Linked DNA regions of Mus musculus: region 1 is linked to region 2. A link is a loop called in an ENCODE intact Hi-C map of the cell type or tissue named here. Cell type or tissue: left cerebral cortex. All regions are shown on one strand. Links, peaks and the distances in the headings refer to the core of each region. The heading gives the core; the rest is flanking DNA. Region 1 has its middle 21 kb from the start of Elk4. Region 2 has its middle 6.9 kb from the start of Gm37120.

What was found. Hi-C counts contacts between places; a loop is a spot of excess contacts. Peaks named below come from ENCODE experiments on the same cell type or tissue, not always from the same donor. Only the 100,000 strongest peaks of a DNase experiment are listed, where the experiment ranks them.
Region 1: it touches region 2 in a loop (5-fold over the local background); 38 of 42 quality-filtered maps call a loop at or near these places.

The regions. Positions count from the first base shown.
Region 1 is chr1:131,984,895-131,987,808 of GRCm38, forward strand. No RefSeq gene overlaps it. Among named protein-coding and RNA genes, the nearest start is that of Elk4, 21 kb to the right of the region's middle. In left cerebral cortex, for the core only: no CTCF peak of the experiment used is centred there; a DNase peak (open chromatin) is centred at 1,186; H3K4me3 peaks cover 52 bases.
Region 2 is chr1:132,108,059-132,110,972 of GRCm38, forward strand. No RefSeq gene overlaps it. Among named protein-coding and RNA genes, the nearest start is that of Gm37120, 6.9 kb to the left of the region's middle. In left cerebral cortex, for the core only: CTCF peaks have their summits at 502 (motif pointing left) and 1,569 (motif pointing left); no DNase peak of the experiment used is centred there.

The sequences.
Region 1 (2,914 bases), core at 150-2,649, 120 kb before region 2:
TTCTGGTGTGTGTGTGTGTGTGTTTAGAGTTTCCCACCAACCTTCCATCTAAGCCACTGGAGATTATTGCCAAGGTCTCCTCCCCTCCCCTCCCCTCCCCTCCCTTTCCTTTCCCTTTTCTTTTTTTTTTTTTTTTTTTTTTAAAGATTTATTTATTACATGTGAGTACACTGTAGCTGTCTTCAGACACACCAGAAGAGGGCATCAGATCTCTTTACGGATGGTTGTGAGCCACCATGTGGTTGCTGGGATTTGAACTCTGGACCTTTGGAAGAGCAGTCGGGTGCTCTTACCCACTGAGCCATCTCACCAGCCCCCACCTTTCCCTTTTCTTTCTTTCTAAGATTTGTTTGTTTTATGTATATGAGTACACTGTCTCTATCCTCAGACACCCCAAAGAGGTTTTCAGGTTTCATTACAGATGGTTGTGAGCCACCATGTGGTTGCTGGGAGTTGAACTCAGGTCCTCTGGAAGAGCAGTCAGTGCTCTTAACCACTGAGCCATCTCTCCAACTTCAAGGGTCTCGTTTCTTCAGATGTGAAATTACACCCTTCAACCTCTCTCAGTGTCTGTCTCTATTTTTCACTCTTATATTTTGTCCCCCCCCCCTTCTCTCTATAGCCCTGACTGGCCAGGATCGTGCTCCATAAACCAGCTCAAAGATCCATCTGCCGCTGCCTCCTTAGTGCTGGGATTGAAGGGGTGTGCTACCACTGCCTGGCATATCTCTAAAAGAGAGAATCTTTTTTTTTTTTTTAACTTGTTTATTTATTATATGTAAGTACACTGTAGTTGTCTTCAGACACCCCAGAAGAGAGTGTCAGATCTCATTACAGATGGTTGTGAGCCACCATGTGGTTGCTGGGATTTGAACTCAGGACCTTTGGAAGAGCAGTCAGTGCTCTTAACCGCTGAGCCATCTCACCAGCCCAAGAATCTTTTTGAAAACTCACTTAAGGTCTGGAGAAATGGCCCAGAGGTTAGGCAAGCACCCTTGCTGCTCTTGTAGAGGACTGATGCTCTGCTCCCAGGATGCACACAAGGTGGCTAACGGCCACCTGTAACTCCAGTTTCCTATTTCTGGCTTCTGTGGGCACTGCATGGGAACATACAGAAAAGCAGACATACATATATACGTATATAAAAACAATTTTAAAAAACATCACATAGAGGGTTGGCATAGTAACAGCCTTCAGTTCCAGCATGTGGGAGGCAGAAGCAGGCAGACCTCTGTCAGTTATTGGCCAGCCAGGACTACATAAAGAGACCCTGCCTGAAAAAATCCAAGCTGGGCATGATGTATACACCTCTAGTCTGAGTTTGAGGCCAGCCTGGTCTACAGATGGAGTTCCAGGACAGCCAGGACTACATAGAGAAACTATCTTACCCCACCCCAATAAACAAACAAACAAACGAATATATAAATACATAAACAGATACTATTTCCTTTATCAAATAATAACTAATATAAGCAAATATCTAGCCACTGTATTTTCTTTTTCTTTTATCTTCTTCTTCTTTTTTTTTTTTTTTTTTTTTTTTTTTTTGGTTTTTTGAGACAGGGTTTCTCTGTGTAGCCCTGGCTGTCCTGGAACTTACTTTGTAGACCAGGCTGGCCTCGAACTGAGAAATCTGCCTGTGTCTGCCTCCCAAGTGCTGGGATTAAAGGCATGCACCACCACTGCCCGGCGTATTTTCTTGTATTATAAAATGTGTGTGTGTGTGTGTGTGTATACACATTGTATACACATTGGTGTGTAGGTGCTAATGTCCATAGTTTGACATGAAGAGGCCAGAGCAGCACATCAGCTGTTGTCCACTAGAATTCTCATTCTCTGCCTTACTGCCTTCAAGTAGGGTCTTTTGTTTATTTGTTTGACTTTTCCAGACAGGTTCTCAGCTGCCCCCCCTCCCAAACCCTGTTTTGTTTTGTTTTGTTTTTTGAGGCAGGTTTTCTCTGTACAGGTGACTGTTAGGAACTTACTCTATAGACCAGGCTGGTCTTAAACTCAGAGATCAGCTTGCCTCTAACTCCTGAGGCGTGCGCCACCACCGCCTGGCTCAAGTAGGGTCTTTCATTGAACCTGAATCTCATGACTTTGCTTAGTTTGGTTGGCCACTGAACTCCTGGCATCTGTCTGGCTTCACTTCCCAATGCTGGACTGACAAGCACAAGCAGGCAGCCATGCCTGGCTTTTTATGTGGGTGCCAGGGATTTGAACTCAGGACCTCATGCTTACAGAACAAGTGCTCTTAGCCACTGAGCCATCTCCCTAGCCCTGGAGAAAATTTATATATTTTTATTTTGTGCTAGGGCATAAGTAAATCTCATATTTTGCAATGGGTTCTGTTTCTTAAGTCTCACAATTCATAGTTTAGGCTGTTTTGTTTTTCTTTGAAATCTGGTAAATAAACGGGGAGGCTTATGCTGGAGATGTCTGCGCTCCCATAGTGTCTCATACTTTCATTTGTTTTTGAGACAGAGTCTCAGACTTTGAATTATATTTTACATTTATTAATTTTGTGTAAGTGGGGGAGGTATGTTCTAGGACAATCTGTGGGGATTGCCTCAGTACTCCTATCCTTGGGTCATCAGGCTTAGCACCGGGCACTCTCACTGACTGAGCCATTTCGCCAGCCCAACCATGAATTCCTGATCCTCTTGATCCTCTCTTCCACCTCGTGAATGCTGAGATTGCGGACGTTCGTCACCAGGGCTGCTCACACGGTCCCGGAGCTTTGTATGTGCCAGGCAAACATGCCAGCTCCTCGGCCCCAGTGCTAGCCTTACGTGTTCTTATTGTCCTTGTGCTATCTGGAGACTTGTGTTTAAGTCCGACTAGATGAGATTTGAGTGGCTTTTGTGAGAACGCTGAATAGATTCCTGCGCCTCCAAAAAAGGAAGCACGCAGT
Region 2 (2,914 bases), core at 202-2,701:
GAAAAGAGCTCTAAAAACATGAGTTCAAAAATATATAATTTCTTAACTATGTAAAACATAAGGCTGTAATATAAATTGTATGAGGAGTTTCATGGAGCTAAAGGAACAGAGGCAGCTGCACTGTGAACCATGTTGTCAGAAAGATACCGAGGAAGGAGATAAAGAGATTTAGGGAGTGATGGTCCCAGGAGATCCCACCTAGCTAAGTTTTTTATGCTTACAAAGGCAGGCAGATTCTTGAGTTCAAGGTTGACCCGGGACAGAGCAAGGGTAGGCACAGGCAAGGTAGAAATGGTAATTTCAGGGCAGGGTCCCACTCAGCCAGTTTATCCTCTGTGCTTAACTGAGGCAGGCAGAGCTCTGAATTCTTTTGCAATGTTTAAAAAAAAAAAAAAGTGGGTTGGAGAGATGGCTCAGTGGTTAAGAGCACCGACTGATCTTTGAACAAAGTTCTTGAGTTCAAATCCCAACAACCACATGGTGGCTTACAACCATCTGTAATGAGATCTGACGCCCTCTTCTGGTGCATCTGAAGACAGATACAGTGTACTAATAAATAAATCTTAAAAAAAAATGCTTGCTGTCTCCTAAGAATGAAGGGGCTGGGTCATGGGATGCTGATTCATAGGATGATCAAAAAGGGGACCTGGAGTAAATGACTGGATTGATATGTAAAATAAAGGACTGGGGTTATGGTCTGCAAAAGATGAGTTATCCAGAACATTTATTTATTTATTTTTTAGAATAGCAAGAGAGAATTGCTTGCAGAACTGTCTCAAGAAGAAAACAGAGAGGGAGAGCCATCTGGAGACCACCAGAGAGAACGCAGATCAGAGAAAAAGCGGCCTGGAAAGCTGTCTGGAGCAGAACATAGACCTCCAGCTCAGACCCATGATTTGTTTCTGCTGCTCCCAGACATCCCTTTTCTCAGAACCCCTCTCTAAGCTGAGCCTGGTCCCTGGCATGAAACTTTTATTTTATAAGAACTCATATATAAGAGATTGCTTGGGTCTCAGTGAAGTTTGAACTTTTAAAAGGAGAGACGACTCATAGGTTAGGAACACTGACTGCTCTTCCAGAGGTCCTAAGTTTAATTTCCAGCAACCACATGGTGGCCCAAGACCATCTATAAAGAAACCTGTCAGATGCAGATATTTACACCCAACCAATGGACAGAAGCTGGTGACCCCTGTGGTTGAATTAGGGAAAGGCTGGAAGAAGCTGAGGAGGGGGGCGACCCTGTAGGAAGACCAGCAGTCTCAATTAACCTGTACCCCCTAGATCTCTCAGACACTGGACCACCAACCAGGCAGCAAACACCAACTGATATGAGGCCCCCAACACATATACAGTAGAGGACTGCCTTGTCTGGGTTCAGTCAGAGAAGATGCACCTAACTCTCAAGAGACTGGAGGCCCCAGGGAGTGGGGAGGTCTAGTCGGGTGGGGAGGAGGTATGGGATGTGGAACCAGAGGGTGAACCAGGAAGGGGATTTAAAAAAAAAAAAAGGTTGAATAAAAATTTTTTTAAAAGAAAGAAATATGATGCCCTCTTCTGGCATTTAAGTGTACATGCAGATAGGGCACATATATTTAAAAAATGTTAAAATTATTAAAGACTAGGGTCTTTTGAAGTTGGATTAAGTGGTGGGGGAGACGTTATATTATAAAATGGTCCTGAGATTATGGAAGGTTATGACATAAGTGATGTGTCTGAGTGCCAACTTGACAAAGGGCAGGCTTGTGGTGGTATGGTGAGCCTGGCATGACCTGGGAGACAAACCTCCAGGCACACCTGCAATGCCTGCTTAGCCTCTGGGCCGGCCTGAGAGTGACTGATGGGTTAACTAATTAAGGAGGGGGGAGCCATCCTAAAAGTGGGTGCTGAACCGGATAAGAAAGCGAGTTTGGGAGGGGTGCAAGCACTCATCAAGCTCTGCTTCCTGCTTGGGGATGTGACATGACCAGTCACCTCAACCTCCCACCACCTCGGTTTTCCTGCTGTGAGGGACTGTACCTCTGTGAGCTGTTGCTGTGTCTCCCCTGAGTTACTTCTGTCAGGATATTTTATTATAGCGACAGGAAAAGGAGCTAAAACAGGGTGTGCGATGCCACAGAGTGGCAGGGGAAGAAGGCCAAAGAGAAGGCAAGAACAGATCTAATATGGAGGGAAGTGGCCAGTGGTGTCACATCTCATCACTGTACCAGTGCACCCTGGCCTGTCTGTCTGATGAGGAAAGTTGGCGCACTCATCTAGAGCTAGCCAGCGAGGAGCACCAGCAATGTCACCAGCTACTGTCATAACAGGTGGAGCAGGAGCAGGTCCTGCTGCCCCTTTAGGCTGGTGAGGGGTGGTAGGGTTGGGAAGAGAAGGGAGGGATGGATGGAGCCACTTGTTGGAGCAGGGGACAGTGGCCTTCTGGCACTGTTGGGCTTGTTCGGCTCCAGCCTCTGTGTCATGCGCAGTTTCAGGCCCATGGTCTTCAGGACTTCTGCTGGAATATTCTACTCCTGGCTTCCATCCAGCTCTCCCCTTACCTACCTACTTACCCTGACTCTATCAGAGACCTCTGACCAAACCAGCATGCCCACCCCTGCCTTCACATCTCCTGGTGCAGCCTTAGCTCATCTTCTTGAACTTCTGGCCCTGTGTTCAGCTGGGCAAAGCTCATTTGTTTCCCTTCTAGCTTTCTGCAGTATAGAGAGCCAAGCACACAGTACCTGACAAAAATCTGTTTGAAGAAGGCCACCTTGACCTGAAGGCCTGAGCTTTCAGAAGCAAGAAGGAGTGTCTTGTACCTGACCTGTCCTGGCTCCCTGCACAGGGCCAGGCACAAAGGCTGTGACCAATGTCTAAGTTGATGATTTGGTCTATACAGAGGGGTTCAGAGGGGGGGTTCTGGAGTCCCAAATTG